Linked DNA regions of Homo sapiens: all the other regions are linked to region 2. Evidence: read pairs that join two places in POLR2A ChIA-PET (ENCODE). Cell type or tissue: OCI-LY7. All regions are shown on one strand. Each heading gives the region's core, and the rest is flanking DNA. Links, peaks and the distances in the headings are about the cores only.

Region 1 (5,903 bases), core at 366-5,365, 700 kb after region 2:
TCTGCTGTTGTTAGGTGGAGTGTTATCTACATGTCTGTCAGGTGTATTTAGTCTATAATGTTCTTCAAGTCCACCATTTCCTTATTCATCTTCTCTCTTGTTGTTCTATCCATTATTGAAATTGGAGCATTGAAGTCTCTTAGTGTTATCTTTGAGCTGTCTATTTAATCCCTCTAATTTTATCAATGTTTGCCTGAAATATTTTGGATCATTGATGTTTGGTGCATACACATTTATAATTTTTACAACTTATTCATAAATTGACCCTTTAATCAACACATAGTATCCTTCTTTGTCTTTATAACAGCTTTTTACCTAAAGTCTATTTTGTCTGATATTATTACCTCAGTTCTCTTTTGGTTGGTTACTTTTAGCTGGAATATCTTTTCATATCCTTTTACTTTTGATCTATCTTTATATCTGAAGTGAATCTCTTGTCAACAGCGTATAGTTCTAATATTTTAAAATTCATTCTGCCAATCTATGCCTTTTTATTGAAGAGTTTAATCCATTAATATCTAACATAATTACTGATAAGAATGGACTTGCTTTTGCATTTTATTGTGTTTTCTACATGTCTTGAAGCTTTTTTGTTACTTATTTCCTCTATTACTGTGTCTACTGTGTTGAGTTTTTGTAGTGACACCCTTCTCATTTATTTTTGTATATACTTACATATATTTTCCTTGTTGTTACTATTGAAATTACATATAACATCCTAAAGTTATAACCATATAATTTAAATGGATATCAACTTGACTTCAATCATATTTAAAAACTACTCACATAAAGCTCCACCCCACCTCATGTTATTAATGTTATAATATTAATCTTCATACATTGTATATCCACTAAAAGATTTATGATTACATATTATGCATTCATCTTATAAATCATGTAAAAACTAAAGAATGGAGTTAAAACCAAAATTACAACACTAGTGGTGTTTATATTTGCTCACATATTTACCTTTAACAGAGATCTTTATATCTTCATCTGACATTGAGTTACTGTCTAGCGTCATTTCCTTTTCATTTGAACAACTCCCTTTAGCATTTCTCATAAGACAAGTCTAGTGGTAGTGAGCTCCCTCAGTTTTTATTTGTCCAGGAATATCTTAATTTCTCCCTCATTTTTAAAGGACAGTTTGGCTGGGTTGAGAATTCTCAGGGACAGTTTTGTGTGTGTTTTGGGCTGGGGGTGTCATTCAGTACATTAAATGTATCATCTCACAGCCTTGTGATCTCCATGGCTTCTGTTGAGAAATTGGGAAATAATCTTATTAAGGGTCCCCTATATGTGATAAGTTGCTTCTCTCTTAATGCTTTTAAGATTGTCTCCAGCTTTGCCTTTCAACAGTTTGACTATAATGTGTCTTCTTATAAGTCTCTTTTGGTTTATCCTACTTGGAATTCATTGATCTTGGATTTTTAGGCTTGCATATTTGATAAAATTAGGGATGTTTTGGTCATTATTTTAACAAATAAAGTCTTTGCCATTTTCTTTCTCTTTCTGTGACGTCCATAATGCACATATTGGTCCTCTTGATGGCATCCCATAAGCCCTTTAGTCTCTGTTCACTTTTCGTCCTTTTTCTTTCTGCTCTTCAGAGTCAATAACTTCAAATAACCTATCTTCAAATTCTCTGATTATTTTTTGGGCTAGCTGAGATTTGCTTTTGAGCCCCACTAGTGAATTTTTCATTTCAGTTATTGTATTTTTTAGCTCCAGAATTTCTGTTTGGTTCTCTTTTATAATTCTAATCTCTTTGTTGATATTCTCATTTTTATATATCATTTTCAAGATTTTCTTTACTTCTTTTTTCATGTTTTCCCTTGGCATTTTGAGCATACAGAAGAGAGTTGTTTTAAAGTAAGTCCAATGTCCGAGCTTTCTCAGGGATAGTTTTTGTCATTTCATTTTATCCATTTAAATGAGTCATATTTTTCTGTATGGATTTTTTTTGTAAACTTAGTGATTTTATGTTGTTGAATATTGGGCATTTGATAATAATAATGTGGTCTTTCTGGAAATCAGATTATCCCCCTCCCCAGAGTTTGCTGTTTTGATTTTGATTGCTGAAGGCTATAGCAGTCCATTTGTTCTGAGATTTTTTTTTCAAACATTTTTTGCAAAGGCTATTTCTTGTCATGTGTGCTCAGTGAAGCATGTGTTCCTCTAGCTTATGTTCAGCTATGTTTTGATAGATTTCCTTGAGTCCCAGGAGCTAAAACAAAATTTTAAAAGTACCAGAGAGACGGGGTGGGGGTGGGGAGGACAAAGCACCTCTCAGGCTTTTCAGACCCAGCTGTATGCTTGGGGAATCCTTTAGCACTCAGGCTTGTTCTGAGCCTGGATATCAGTCTTGGGTGAACATCTAAGGTCTCCTTAGAATTTTTTTAAGCATGTATCTTACCTAGCCATGTACATGGCTTCCTAGATTCCCCCATATAAACAGCTGCTTTTGAATGTCCTAATTTCCCAAAAAGTCTCACCCCAGCTTCTCTTTCAAGCCTTAGTTGGACTATCATATGTCTTCAGCAAGACTCTCTTGACTCAGCCAATCAGTGGGTTTGTAGCCCCCTTGTACCTTTTCTGAACAGTACTCATTGCTTCTCTTGCATGTTTTCTGAGTTATGTAAGACAGAGAAGAGCAAGTCAGTTTTTCAGGTATCCCCAGGCAGGTTGGAACAGACACACATAATAATCTGCAAAGGAGGTCTACTCTCTCCTTCTGGTTCAAAGAAAGGAACTGGGAACTGGGTTGCTGCTGCTCAAGACCAAGACTGTTTCCACCAGGAGAAAGGAGTGGGGCAAAGGAGGGTAAAACACCACACAACTTCACTGACATTTAGAAGATGACCTTTTCTTGATTGGCTGTTTGCTTGGTTGCTGTAAACCTTTGATTGTTTTCTAAAACTTCCATAAATTTGGTTCACACAGCCTCTGGTTGATTTGGGGTTTGTTTGTTTTAAATACTTTTTTGAGAGAACACACGAGTTTGGAGCTTCCTAGTCCACAATTTTGCTAATGTCCCATCATTATTATTTTAAGTGGATTTACCACATACCAAAAACTGTACAGAGCTTAGTATTTCCCCTTTGCCCTGCAGACCCACTCTCACCCTCTATGTCCTACTGTGTCCCTTGTAGGCTGATCTGTACAGGCTGTACCAGTGGGCTCCCTGCTCCAGTGAAAGGAAAGGGCGTCTGTGCATTCCCTTCCTGCAGTGTGCACAGATTGGCTATGTTTTCCATCAAATGCCACAGCCTCTCTCCAGTAACATTCTACCTATGGTTACCCTCTCTGAGATCTGGAACTGGCACACTTCTCTTCAGATTCAAGAGCAATAAAGAGCTCATGCATCATTATCAGTTTCTGCCATTTTAGCCCAGGGTCTTTCAACATCCCTCTTACATGCCCTTACATCTTCCCATCCTGTTTTAAATCGCTCTTTTATTAACATTTATCCCTGAGTAACAGTTTGAGAATGCCATCTGTTTCCTGCTGGAACTCTGATGGACACACTGCACCATTGGCTGCTATTGCTCTTTCAGAGAAATGCATCTGATTCTGGAGAAATGTGCTTGGATACTAGCAGATTCTGGAGACTACTTTATGTCAAGAGATAGGAATTCATTTCCCTGAATGAATTTATAGCATTCATCAGGGTTGGTAGTCAGCTTGGGGCTCAGAAAATGTCTGTTAGTGAACACATAGCCTTGGTCATACCCTGTAATCTGAAACATGAACCAATTTATGGCTTAAATACTACAGGGCAAGATTGTTCTCCCTTCATGTGCGGGCAGTGCAGAGCAGCAATTTCTCATCACAGTGGCCTGTCCCAGCAGTGGCCTGTCCTGCCTTCCCCCAAATTGAGAAAGCTAGTGCGTCCTGTGTCCAGACGAGCTGTCCATAAGGTAAGATCAAACACTAATTGTTCTCTCTTGAATTCATCCTTCTCACTATTGACATCCTTTTTTAAGCACAAACGAAGCCACTCCTTTGCCAGAAAGCACCAGTGGCTGACTTTGACAAGACCAGGATGACAAATACTCAACATGTGAGCTGTCACTCCTGCTCTCACCTCCATGGCATGCTCACCCTCTAAAGCTGCTTTCAGTCTTGGACACCTTCACCTTCCAGCTCTCCAGATAGCCACTATTTATAGTGTTCTCCACTCAATATAAATGTCTTTTACCACCTTGCTCTTCAAAATATGATGTGCTTCAAATTCAAAAGCATAGCATTATACAATGTGGTCCCAAATCATCTAGGCAAGCATCTTAGCACTTCTCTCCTATTCTTTTGTGCCATATCTTTAACACTTTGCACTAGTCATAGCACATATTGGGTATTCTAAATATATGTTAGACCAACATTTATACAGTCCTATGAATTAAAGTTCTCTGTGTTACACCCATGAACATGCAACATTTAAATCTGGAGCTAACCATAGTTTGAGTCAAATATGTTTGATGTATTGCAATAACACCAGATAATATTTGTAAATTAGCTTAGAACATTTGTTCATACATTTATTTGTACAATTTAAAGAGTAGAAAAGTTCTATTAGATGAAAGTTCAGAAATATTTTCCTTACAGAGTAAAAGCTACGAATTCAGCTTGATGTGCCTTCAACTGGTCTTTTCAAGCAAAGGGCCTGATGACATTGGTTTTCTCACAAGTGAGGGGACATAACTTTCACATGTGAGATTGACTGTTGTTTTCACTGTAGCTCAACTATCTGGACTGTAGCTTATTGTGTCTGAGACAAGGCCCAAAGCAAATCACAAATTATTGTCATTCTCCCAATTTTACCTCTCCTTGGAAAAACCAATTACATCATTTATCTGCTGACTCTTTTTTGGTGTAAGCTTATTAACACTAATTTACTGAATTTGCATTAGAATTTCAAATTTAGTTGCTTTAACAGAAGAGTAAAACAAAACCACTATTTTTTAAAATAGCGCTAAAATTTTTAAGTGTGTTTCGAGAAAAGAAATTGAATTCCAAATATAGACAACTCCTACTTATTAATGCCAATAGGGAGCATGGCAAGTTGATAGTCAGATGAATTTCTGTCCAGCAATATTTACTGAGAGACTGCTGTGTCAGAAGAGGCTGAAGACTGGAGAAGGTTGAAGGTCAAGGGAGGCCACTGCCCATCCTCCCACAGCATGCAGGCTCCTGGGGATAGAAGATGTACACAAATTGTTGTAAATGTCGTAACTCAATTATTAATTTTAAACTGAACTCTTTAGATAATATTTTCACGCACTGTTTATGGAGCATTTGTTGTGTGATGAGCAATCATTATTTTTCATGTCTTATGTCATTTAGTTCTCATGATAATTTTACGAAGTAGATTTTATTACTTATTCCACTTTAAAGATGGGGAAACTGAAGTTCAGAAAGTATGGATAATGCAAAGTTTAATTCACTAGTAAGCCAATGCTCACAAAGAGCCAGAATTTTGGAGTTATATTTTTAGACGGACACACTTTGAAAACATTAAAACTTAAGAGTACAAATCATTCAAACACTTAACTATCAGTTCCTGGATAACTCAAGATATTCCAAATACATAGTAGTTGGTAGCTGACAACCTAAAAGCTAGTTTTGTTCTGAGTAATTTATTTACCAAAATCTTTTTTACACAAATAAACTCCCTGGAAAATATTTTCAAAATCATTTCTAAAGCCGCAAAAACAAATTTAGACCTAGAAAAAATAGATTGTAGATTTTGATCTCAGCACAGGATTTATCTTTATAAATAACCCAGGGTGGTATGTGGATGTGTGGCTGAAAGTGATAAGATTATAGAATATCAACTAGAAACACAGTCACAATAGTGGAGTCTGGGGGAATTTGGCACAATTGAAATAGCTTTATTATTGTTG
Region 2 (5,903 bases), core at 327-5,326:
GGTTAAATGGGCATTTATTTAAATGTAGGATTCTGCTTGCCTGAACTCCCAAGGTTCTGTTAATTGAATTGAATCCTTTCTATCCTGGGCTTCCTCCCGCACCATAGCAGATGTGAGGATATGGAGCATAATGCAGTAGTGCTCTGTACTCTGTGTTATGCAATTTGAAAAGTGCCGTTCTAGCCCGAAAATGTTAGTGCATTGACTCTCTTTCACATGAAAGGCCTTAAAGTTTACCCCTGGAAGTCAACCTAGGGTGGCACAGAGGCAGAGACCCATTACCACCATCAACCCTCTGGCCCTTTTAAAAGGTGGGGAGAGGCTACTGTGAACACTGAAGACAGCACTTTAGTTGGATGGACTTCATAATTAATGTCTCATTAAGTGAAGACTTCCGTTTCATTTGGCTTTCCAGACCATTCGGTAGAAATGCAGAGGAATGGAGGGAGAACAGTGCATCTCAGTTGGCAGGCAGGAAGAGCAGATGTGGAAGAAGCAACAAAGATTTTCTCCAAGCACTTGAGCCGTGCTTTAGGTATAGATGGACTGTCTTTGGGGCCATCCTAGTAATCAACATGGTTAATGGCAGCTTCTCTCTCTGTCCTTGAGTCTTTTAGCAAAAATAAGTTTTTATTTGACTCCTCAAGCAAGGGTACCCAGCCTTGGAGAGGAGATGAAATTAAGATAAATCTTTATTTTTTCTTATTTGTATTTGAAGGGGAAGTTTAAAACTAGTCATGTAAATAGCTGTTTGGCTTATCTGGACTTTCCAGTCATTTTTGTTTTCCTTCCTTTCACGGATAATCAATCTTTCACTATCTGTTCGTATTTGCTTCTTATTGTGGTCTCCTGCTCCGCCCTGCCCACTCCCACTTTTTTTTTTTTTTTTTTTACTTTGTTCTGAGCCCTTCTCAGGCAGAGGAGGTCAGGCAGGTACACGTGCCTTTGGGAAGAAGGTGGTGGAAAAATATGGAATAATGAGCCCTTCTGACTTTGGATTCAGCAATTTAACATTGGTGCAGTAGGTGGAGTTATTCTTGGAGTCCCAGTTTGAAGATTGCTGTGCAGAAACCCATCTGTGCTGCTGGTTGCCAACATTTCTGGTACAAATATTGTCATTTGCTCTTGAGGCAATCTGCTATTTCAGTCCTAGATGCAGTTTTGTAATATGCTGGGTAAAATAGCAGACAAAAAATATCTTAAGTGGTGGTATAATCTTCAGTTTAAAAACACTTTAGCAATGTTTCCAGTAGAGGATTGTTCAACGTGTCTCCTTTCCTTGGCTGTAAACATAATCTAAATTCATTTTTCCTCGTTTGCCTGAGCCACGGTTCCCTTGTGCTGACTTTGCATGTCAGTAACTTCCGTACCCATCAGAGAGGAAAGACAGAGGGGCAGTCTTGTGCAGGTAAAAGGTTTAAGTAGTAACATTTCCTTAAGATTGCACCCTGTAGAGGTTTAGCATTCCATGATCATTCTGTTGATAAGCAAATGAGAAATGAGTAACTTGCTCAAAAGTTACTTGGTTACAAAAATTGTCAAAACTGATACTACACACTATTTCCCATTTGGTACCTTTTATCCCTACACACTATTTCCCATTTGGTGCCTTTTATTCCAGACTGCAAGAGTCATATCTTCTGTGCAGGCTGCTGAACAGCTTCACAAGGGGGTGCCTCTGTTGCCTGTGAGGAGTAGGTGTTCTTGATGGGATTGGGGTCTCCCTGGAAACCCGGGGATGGGACTGTGCCACCATTTTATTGGGCTTTTGTTATTAAGCCCTTCTTAGAGAGAGAAAGCATATCCTGTAGGAAGTAGTATGTTTCCTTCTGTTTCTGTGGCTTTCTCAGTTTCTTCCCATCTTGATGCATAGTGAGAAATCCATTTTACAGTATGACTCAGTGCACATATGCACACAATGATAGAAGAGTTTTACAAAATAGTACTGTGCTTAGCCATTTATGTAAGACTGTTTTGTTATTATTTACAGAAATGCTAGCCACAATCCTCTCAATTGGTTTCACTATTTTATGGATTGTGATCCAGAGTTTTAGCCTGAGGGCTTTCCCACATTCTTTCAAGACCTTTGTGTCATGGCAGCAGCCTTGAAGTTAGGGGAAACAGGTAGATGAATCCATATATGGAGAATTGGCCATATATGGGAAATGAGGAGGGAGTTCACAGGTCAGTCACTTGAACACACAATGATTTGGGCTGAGCCAGTTTTTAAGTAGCCCCTCTCTGGATTGGTCTCAAACATGGAACTAGTTAAACTTACGTACTAAATCAAACAGACCCAAAAGACACCGTTTGTTTTTTAAGTCTTGCTGGCACAGACTAGCTAGGATAGGGTTTTTCATCCATCTGGACATCTTGTCGTTTAGCTTTTGTATACAACCCTTGAAAATGGGCAGCTGCTGGGTCCACTTTCCTGGATGAGGTTTCTTGCTTCTTTCTTTTGAGATTAACCTGAGTAGGGCTCACCTGAATCAATTATTTCCGCAGAAGCTTTCATCTCATGAAAGCGCATTCCACTTTTCATGTCTTCAGGGCAAATACGAATTGCACTTCCACCCTGAAGTCAGAACTGTAAAGGAATTTTAGGTGTTATCAATGTTTGATAAGAAGTGATTACCCTTTCTCTGCAGAGCTGGAACAGCTGAAGCTGGTGTGATCTGGCTGGGAGAAGGCTGTGCTCTGGAATAGTGTCCTTTCCACTGAGTCCCTGACTTGCCTGTTGGCATATGGAGCAGTAATCTTTTCAAAACTCCATTGTGAAGTTGGCTGTGTGTGTGTGTGTGTGTGTGTGTGTGTGCGCGCGCGCAGAGGAAATACTTACATACTAAAGGGGAAAGCGGGGGAGGAAAATTCCAGGAAATTGCAAGGTGAGGTTGACATTCCTTATTCTCTTAACTCTTGCTTCTGTTTTTCTTTCTGAAAAACAATGATGACTTAAAATTTGATCCCAGAACCAACTGGCTTTTTATCCGTAAGATTACAGTTGTGTTTTTTAGACATCCTTTCATAAATATCTAATGAATTGCCTTTTATTATTTGGTGTTAATGACCAAAAGTACCACTAACATAGTGTTTCTCATACTTGCCTGTCATATAAGATACTTGTTAAGAATATTCTGGGACTTCATCTTCCTCTTGTTAAATCAGAATCTACCTGGAATAACATAGTTACCTTATTTTCTTAGAATAGTAGAACTGAAAAGAATCTTACACATGAAAGTAGTTCAGGTGTTCCCAAACCTGGCTCCAGTACCATGACTGCTTTAATAGATTGCCAAGCTGCGCTTCATACCTAGTGAATCATAACATCCGAAGCTTCCTAGAAGAGTCGGACCATTAGACTGGAGGGATAACTACTCGCTTATTCGGTTGCCTTCAGGAAAGGGGAATTTATGTGCTTGGTTATTGGGCTGATTAATAGCAGGACAAGAAATCTTATTGTCTCTGTAGATTCATCCAAATAATATCCAAATATATATATAATGTTTGTTTGAGATGGGGTCTCACTTTGCCCCCCTGGCTGGAGTGCAGTGGCACAATCACAGCTCACTGCAGCCTCAACCTACCCGGGCTCAGGTGATCCTCCTACCTCAGCCTCCTGAATAGCTAGGACTATAGACACGTGCCACTGCATCTGGCTTTTTTTTTTTTTTTTTTTTTTTTTTTTTTTTGCATTTTTTGTGGAGATAGAATTTCTCCATGTTGCCCAGGCTGGTCTTGAACTCCTGGGCTCAAGCCATATGCCTACCTTGACCTCCCAAAGTGCTAGGATTACAGGTGTGAGCCACCATGCCCAGCCCCAAATAATATTTACATTTCAGGTACTGACTAGGTAGGTGAGTGGGGGCAGTTTTGAGATGGGTGAGCAAGGTCTCTCTGCCTTGGAGGTATATGTGGATTGTTATTCAGCCTTTCTCAAGGGATGAGTTTTAGAGAGTGGAATTAGACTCACTTGAGGAGCTTTTTATTAAAAAAAATTCTAATACCCATATAAGACTGCAAACTTAACTGATAAATGTTTGTTCTCACTGCTCCACCAACCTGCCATTCCCCATCTGTCTCCCCCTCTTCAGGGTTCCCTATCCCTGAGACAAAACAATATTGAGATTAGGCCATTAAAACCCCCACAATGGCTTCTACATGTTCAAATAAAAGGAAGAGTCACACCATCTGATCTCACTCACTGTAAATCAAAGGCTAGAAATGATTCAGCTTAGTGAGGAAGGCATGTATAAAGCCCAGATTGTCCAAAAGCTAGGCCTCTTATGCCAGTCAGCCAAGTTGTGAATGCAAAGGGAAAGTTCTTGAAGGAAATTAAAAATGCCATTCCAGTGAACACAAATTATAAGAAAGCAAAACAGCCTTATTGCTGATCTGGAGAAAGTTTTAGTGGTTTGTATAGAAGATCAAAACAGTCACAACATTCCTTTAAGCCAAAGCCATGTTCAGAGCAAGGCCGTAACTCTTAAATTCTGTGAAGGTTGAGGGAGGTGAGGAAGCTGCAGAAGAAAAGTTTGAAACTAGCAGAGGTTGTTGGTTCATGAGGTGTAAGGAAAGAAGCCATCTCCATAACATGAAAGTACAAAGTGAAGGAGCAGCAAGTTATCCAGAAGATGTAGATAAGACCATTGATGAAGGTGGCCACACTAAACAACAGATTTTCAATGTAGATGAAGTGGCATTCTATTGGAAGAAGATGCCATCTAGGACTTTCATAGCTAGAGAGGAGAAGTTAATGCCAAGCTTCAAAGAACAGGTTGTGATTCTCTTATTAGGGGGGTAATGCAGCTGGTGGCTTGAAGTTGAAGCCAATGCTCATGGACCATTCAGAAAATTCTAGTGCCCTTAAGAAGTATGCTAAATCAACTCTATCTGTGCTCTGTAAATGGAACAACAAAGCCTGAGCGACAGCACATCTGTTTACAGCATGGCTTACTGAATATTTTAAGCCCACAGTTGAGACCTACTGCTCAGGATGAAAGATTCAAAATATTAAACTGCTCAATGATAATGTACCTCCTCACACAAGAGCTTTGATGGAGATGTACAAGCAGATTAGTGGTGTTTTCTTGTCTGCTAACACAACATCTGTTCTGCAGCCCATGGGTCAAGAAATAATTTTGACTTTCAAGTCTTATTATTTAAGAAATATATTTTATTAAGGCCCAAGTTGCCATAGTGATTCCTCTGATGGATCTGGGCAAAGTAAAATTAAAAATCTTCAAGAAAGGATTTAGCATTGTAGATGCCATTAAGAAATTTGTGGTTCATGGGAGGAGGTCATAATAGCAATATTAATAGAAATTTGGAAGAAGCTGATTCCAGTCTTCATGGATGACCTGGGAGGGGTTCAAGATTTCAGAAGAGGAAGTAGATGCAGATGTGGTGAAAACATCAAAAGAACTAGAATTAGAAGTGGAGCCTGAAGATGTGATTGAATTGCAGCAATCTCATGATAAAACTTGAACTCATGAGGACTTGCTTCTTACGGATGAGCAAAGAGAGTGGTTTCTTGAGATGGAATCTACTTCTGGTGAAGATGCTGTGAATGAACATGGTTGAAATGACAGTAAAGGCTTTAGAATATTACATAAAGCGGTGGCAGGGTTTGAGAGGATTGACTCTAATTTTGAAAGAAGTTCTGCTGTGAGTAAAATGCTATCAAACAGCATCACATGCTACAGAGAAATTTTTCGTGAAAGAAAGAGTCAATCAATCAGGCAAATTTAATTGTGTTGTTTTAAGAAATTACCAAAGCGATCCCAGCTTTTAGCTACCACCACCCTGATCAGACTGCAGTAATTAACATTGAGGCAAAGGCCCTCCAGCAACCGATCACAACTCGTTGAAGGCTCAGATGATTATTAGCATATTTTAACAATAAA
Region 3 (5,903 bases), core at 366-5,365, 95 kb after region 2:
AGGGATGAAGTCACTGTCCTGAGCTGGGCAGGTGCTCAGAAACGGCTCATTACATTCATGCATCAGACTAGATACTGCACTAGGGAGACCTGGGGCTGCAGTTAGCTGCTTACTAGCGGGGTGTCTTTAGGGAATCCATTTTACCACCTTATCCTTCAGTCTCCTCATTGGAAATGGGGAAGTTGGTGATACCTGTATTTCTTACCTCACCAGTCTAGGACCAGCTACATAGTTTGCCGGTTCCAGTACAAAATGAAAACATGGGACACTTTTTTCCAGCATGATTATTAAGACAGCAACAGCAGAGCATTAAACCAAGTGTGGGGTCCTTTTAAATGTAAAGTCCTAGGGAGGTTGCACACCCAAGAAGCTGCCCTGCACAAGATGGTGATAATGATCTCATGCAAAGCCATATAGCACAAGCATCATACATCTTCCGCTTGTGTGTTTCGTCATTTAATCTTAAAATGTTCTTTATTTTTATTTATTTACTTATTTTTGAGACGGAGTCTCTCGCTCTTTCACCCAGGCTGGAGTGCAGCGGCACGATCTCGGCTCACTGCAACCTCCGCCTCCCGGGTTCAAGCAATTCTCGTGCCTCAGCCTCTGGAGTAGCTGGGATTACAGGCGCTGCCACCATGCCTGGCTAATTTTTGTGTTTTTAGTAGAAGCGGGGTTTTGCCATGTTGGCCAGGCTGGTCTCAAACTCCTGATCTTAGGGGATCTGCCTGCCTCGGCCTCCCAAATTGTTGGGATTACAGGCGTGAGCCACTGGGTCCAGCCAAAATGTTCTTTAAAAGAAGGAAACTTGGCTGACACTCCGTGGAGAGGTGATATTCAGCCGATGTGCCCTGGGACAGGCTGGCCTATTGTCACATCCCTCGGAGTTGGCCGGCACCCATGCTGTTGAGATTGTGAAGCAGTTTCCAGCATCAGCCCCATGCAACACTCATCAGAGTGAAAGACAAGGGTTTCTGCTGCCTCTTGTTCTGTTCTGGCCTTCACCATGCTCAGAGGGAAGCTCCATGAGGGGACCCTGCAGGAAGTTCAAGAACGTGGCTGGGACCACAGCCTTGCGAGGTCCGTGCCTGACTGCCACCTGCCCCCACAGGCTCACCCGGCAGCCCTCCCTGGGGACCAGCATCTGGGAGGGGCTCTCCAGTGGCACCACTTGGCTCTCAGGGAAGGGAATCTGTGTTGGTCCATTTGTGTTGCTATAAAGGAATACCTGAGACTGGGTAATTTATAAAGAAAACAGATTTATTTGGCTCATGGTTCTGCAGGCTGTACATAAAGCCTGGTACCAGCATCTGCTTCTGGTGGGGGCCTCAGGAAGCTTCTGCTCATGGCAGACGGTGAAGGGGGAGCAGGCCCATGACATGGCAAGAGCAAGAGCAAGAGCAAGGGAGGGAGGAGGCGGCAGTCTCCTTTACCCAGCTAGATCTCACATGAACTCATAGCGAGAACTCACTCAATCCTGTGAGGACGGCGCCAAGCCATTCATGAAGGATCCGCCCCTACTATCCTAACACCTCTCACCAGGCCCATCCCCAACACTGGAGGTCATGTTTCAACAGGAGATTTGTAGGAGACACACATCCGAGCTATATAAGAATTCATTCCCCTGCAGAAGGGAGGGTGGCCTTTTCATCTTGAATACAAAACAAATCATTTCTACTCTACCTTCTTTTCTCACTTGAGCCCATCCAAAACTCATGATTAGGTCATCTCATTGTCCACTCGCCTAGTCCACTGCTGGACTAAGCACTGTCCTTTTCACAGGCTTCTGTCTCAGTGACAGTCTGTGACCCCCAGGGGCTGCTGTATCAATTTCTTGATCAGAAGGGGCTCTGGAAGTTCCCTTGCTTCTAGATCTTCTCTCTCCTTGCTTCTCCTTCTTATGCTCCTGGCGTCGAGGACTTATGCCAGGTTGTCTGGAGGCCCCATCTTGCTCCTGTTCCTTCTTGCCTCCCTGCAAACATATTTTGGAGTCTGGAAAAGTGTTCTTCAGTACCACAGAGCCAGTCATACCCCTACCCAACTCCCACCAACTCCCCACTTTCTGGTAAAGCTTCTCCCTAACTTTCTTCTGAGAAGTCCCTGTTAGCCACCAATGGTCTATTAGCTGACAGAATGGCCTGTAGAAGGGGAAGGAGGAAGAAGGGAGAGAAGGAGGAAAGGAACACCACCTATCCAAGGAAATTCAAGATAACTGCATTCCTCCCCTCTGAAATAATGAAGGGAGCATGTGTCTCATAATTCAGGGCAGTTCCTTCTCTTATGAGTGGCCGGCATTCCAGATCCTAAGGCAGCCGCTTGGAAATCAATACACTTTGCAAAGAAATGTTATTATGCCTCATGCTTCTCAACCCAGCCCACAGAAGCATTTTTACGATGTGGACCTGAAGCACTCCACCAATCAACCAGGTTCACAACCCCCAAACCCCTGTAACGCGGTCTCTGTGATATACTGATGAAAGCTGTGTTACATTTTGGGGTACTGGTGACAGCTAGCAGAGGGGATACCATCCTCCAGGGTGTAGCAGTTTGCATACCTAAAGATGCTTCTACCTTCTGGAAGATGCCTCCCCAGCTATGAACATCCTCATAAAGACAGTGCCTTTTTGGGGGCATACACATCCCAACGGGCAAAATATGCCCAGTGGAGGTGAAGGCTGGACTCCAAACCCAGGCTCTCCTGTGGCCCTTTGCTCACAAGAGTGTTAGAGCATCATTATTATATATATATATTTTTTTCTCAGAGAGCCCATTTTGTATGCATTCTCTGCAGCTGCAGACCTCAAGGACTTGACTGTTTTTATAATGATGATGAATAAAAGCAAAGTCTTTGAAGAAAAAAGTTCATTTTGATTTTTCAAGACAAGTCAGCAGCAGCCCCAGAGACTTTGTAGTCCTTTTTGCCCTGTGCTGCCTGCTTGGAGCTTCACATTCATGTGTTGTTTGCTGTAACTGAAAAATGCCTCAGTCTCTGGAAAGCTAAGTGGATGCAAATGGATTTGGAATTGTCAGCTTGAAACAGTCTCCAGTGGCCGGGAGCCCCAAGACAACTTTGATGGCCCTGACAGAGCCGCCCTTGTAGCTCCTCAGGAAAGCCGGCTGCCTGGCATGCTTCTTGCCATCTGTAGCTATCTGGGACCTAGCTCTCTATTTATGAGGCTGCAGGAGATGAAAGCAGAAACCACGTTAATTATTGCAAAGTGCTTTTTACTTTCAAAAGTGCTGCACTAGCGTTAATTAGTTATTCCGACTTACAACACTCTGGTGAGGTAGGTCAGATTATTACCCCTTTCTACCTTGGAGGAAATGAAGACACAGAAATTTAATGACTCCCCAGGGGACCTGGAAGAAGTTGGTCTCCTAGACAGAGTTAGGTTTTCAACGTGGTGTATCTGGCTTCCTGCCAGGGTCTGTGCCTGTTGCCACACCTTGCTGCTACAACCAGTATCCTCAGAGCTTCTTAGGCAGGGACAACTTCTGTCTACCATTATCAGAAGAAATGGGATTTTCCAGAGGCTCTGGTGGGTGGAAATAAAGGGGAAAGATTGCTGTTCCTTTTCCAGTCCACACCAAGGCAAGGAAGCTTCTTTCTTGGTCCTTCACCCCTCCGAAGAAGGCAAGGTTTGGGATGAAGGTTGCTCCTGGTCAGATGCCCCATGAGGTGGTGGAGACGGGGAGGGAGAGAGAGCATGGGGATGAGGACTGTTAGTAGTGCTTTTGTGCCAGGCATGTGCTTTCTAGATGATTTCCCATCTGCATGGATCAGAAAGCAGAGATACTGATGCAGCTGCCTTTCATTATTGGGCAGAGAGAGATTAAGTGTTGGAAAAAAATCCTTCCTTATGGCTGGGTGGCAGGGAGAGGAGACGTGGGCTTTGGAATCAGACAGCTCCCGGTTCTCATGCTGGCTGTTCAGCTCCTAGCCTCCCTCCTCATCTGTAAAATGGTGGTGATGAAGGAATTCGTAGACTTGAAGTGTCTGGCACAGACGCTGTCATCACCTTCCCCACATCCAGGATGAGTTCATTTTGGTCTTTTCACTTCAGACCCCCTACTTTCCAACAGAAATCTTTGGATGACCTTGGATTATCAGACATCCTCCAGAACTGCTATCCGCGTGCCCTCCTTATTTCTGCACAGAATTTCTGAACCTCTGGGCTGGCATGGTCCAGGTGGGGCTCACATAGACAGTGGGTTGTAAAGGAAGAACAGGCACAGGCTAAGAAAAGAGGTGGAGGAGGAAGTCGCGGTTCCACGATGGGGGAGGAGAAGAAGAGGCAGCTTTTGAAGGAGCTCCATCGCCCACCCCCAGCATCGACCCCCGACGGGGCCCCTGTGCCTCTCTTAGGGGTGGATTGTGGAGAGGAGAGAGGCGGCTGGTTCAGTTTGGGATCCCCGATACTCTAGGACAGCCCCCATCTTCCCTCGCTTCCGTGAACACAGCTCCCAAGGCGGTCTCTGCATTTGGCCACAGCGTTGCGTCTTCTAAGCTGCTGCGCCCTCTGGGAGCCGGTGGTGTTCAGTCCCACAGTGGCCAGACTGTCCTCCGTGGAGGGAGGTGAGACAAGACAGTAGGTGTTTTTGTGACCCCTGGTGCAGTGAGAGGCACCTTTCTTCTGACACAACCTGCCCGCAAGAGCCCTCACGTGGCAACTTGCCTTCCCCTTGAGGCGCCCCGGGCCACTTGTGTGCTGGGCCCCTCCCCTGTGTTAGCAGAGAAATCTCTAGTCCTTGTGGGCCGCTCACCGTGGCTCACGCCTGTAATTCCAGCACTTTGGGAGGCCGAGGCGAGTGGATCACCTGAGGTCAGGAGTTTGAGAGCAGCCTGGCCAACATGGTGAAACCCATCTCTACTAAAAATACAAAAATTGGCCAGGCGTGGTGGTGCGCACCTGTAGTCCCAGCTACTCGGGAGTCTGAGGCAGGAGAACAGCGTGAACCCGGGAGGCGGAGCTTGCAGTGAGCCGAGAACGCGCCACTGCACTCCAGCCTGGGTGACAGAGCCAGACTCCGTCTCAAAAAAAAAAAAAAAAAAAGAAAGAAATCTCTAGTCCTTGACTTGCAAAGCTTCTGTCCAGAACTGCTGGGGTTCACAACCCATGTGTCCATTAACTAGCTAGGGGATCTTGGGTACATTCCTTCATGGCTGGGTGTCTTGTTTTTAATCCACAAAATGGGAGAATAATGATATCAGTCTTGCTAGGAGGATCAAATGAGTTAAGACAGTCAAAGCACTTCAAACAGAGCTACGTTAGCTATTATGAGTATTATTGTTAACTTTAGTGTGCTGTGAGAGGGTGGACCCTGCCTGGGTTACAGGGCAGCAGGAAGCAATTTGGTTCAATTCTCTTGAATGTGGGAGAGCCAGGGGGTGGTGGGCACGCTTCTACTGCAATCTCCCTCCTTCCTTGAAAGATTTGTGTGGGTCAGTGGACAGGAAACAGATAATTCTAATAAAGGAATGGCCTCCTTGCTACTTTCTGAATAAATTCCAAATCCCTTAGCATGGCATTGAAGGCCTGCCCGGGATCTGGCCTGGACTCATCGCAATAGCTCTGGCGCACGCAGTGGGCATGGAATATGTATGTGTCTCCTGAGTATGGACCCGTGAAAGCCTTTTCTACCCTCCTCCCCCAGAGGCCACCAGCTCTGGTTTATTCTCACTGCTCCTAACACCTTGAAACTTCATGCCTCCATGCATTATTCTCTCCAAATTTCTCCTCCTAACAGGACCCATTTCCTAAGTTGCCTTTACCCTAAAGCCTTTTTTGGAGTCTTCCCCTCTTTCACCTTCAAATTAAATCACATCTTCTCTGTACTGCATTGTTTACCCCACTACCAAAGAAGTTCGAGCCTGGGCACGAGGGCTCACACCTATAATCCCA

The links. Peaks named below come from ENCODE experiments on the same cell type or tissue, not always from the same donor. Only the 100,000 strongest peaks of a DNase experiment are listed, where the experiment ranks them.
Region 1: POLR2A ChIA-PET joins it to region 2 with 5 read pairs; 3 of 35 experiments call an interaction of 5 or more read pairs at or near these places.
Region 3: POLR2A ChIA-PET joins it to region 2 with 5 read pairs; 6 of 35 experiments call an interaction of 5 or more read pairs at or near these places.

The regions. Positions count from the first base shown.
Region 1 is chr13:39,879,784-39,885,686 of GRCh38, reverse strand. No RefSeq gene overlaps it. Among named protein-coding and RNA genes, the nearest start is that of MIR4305, 220 kb to the right of the region's middle. In OCI-LY7, for the core only: no CTCF peak of the experiment used is centred there; no DNase peak of the experiment used is centred there.
Region 2 is chr13:40,582,256-40,588,158 of GRCh38, reverse strand. The region is part of intron 1 of FOXO1 (forkhead box O1); the gene reads left to right. Among named protein-coding and RNA genes, the nearest start is that of FOXO1, 81 kb to the left of the region's middle. In OCI-LY7, for the core only: CTCF peaks have their summits at 815 and 1,033; a DNase peak (open chromatin) is centred at 1,092; H3K4me3 peaks cover 1,572 bases; H3K27ac peaks cover 3,173 bases.
Region 3 is chr13:40,487,709-40,493,611 of GRCh38, reverse strand. No RefSeq gene overlaps it. Among named protein-coding and RNA genes, the nearest start is that of LINC00598, 9.7 kb to the right of the region's middle. In OCI-LY7, for the core only: no CTCF peak of the experiment used is centred there; a DNase peak (open chromatin) is centred at 3,417.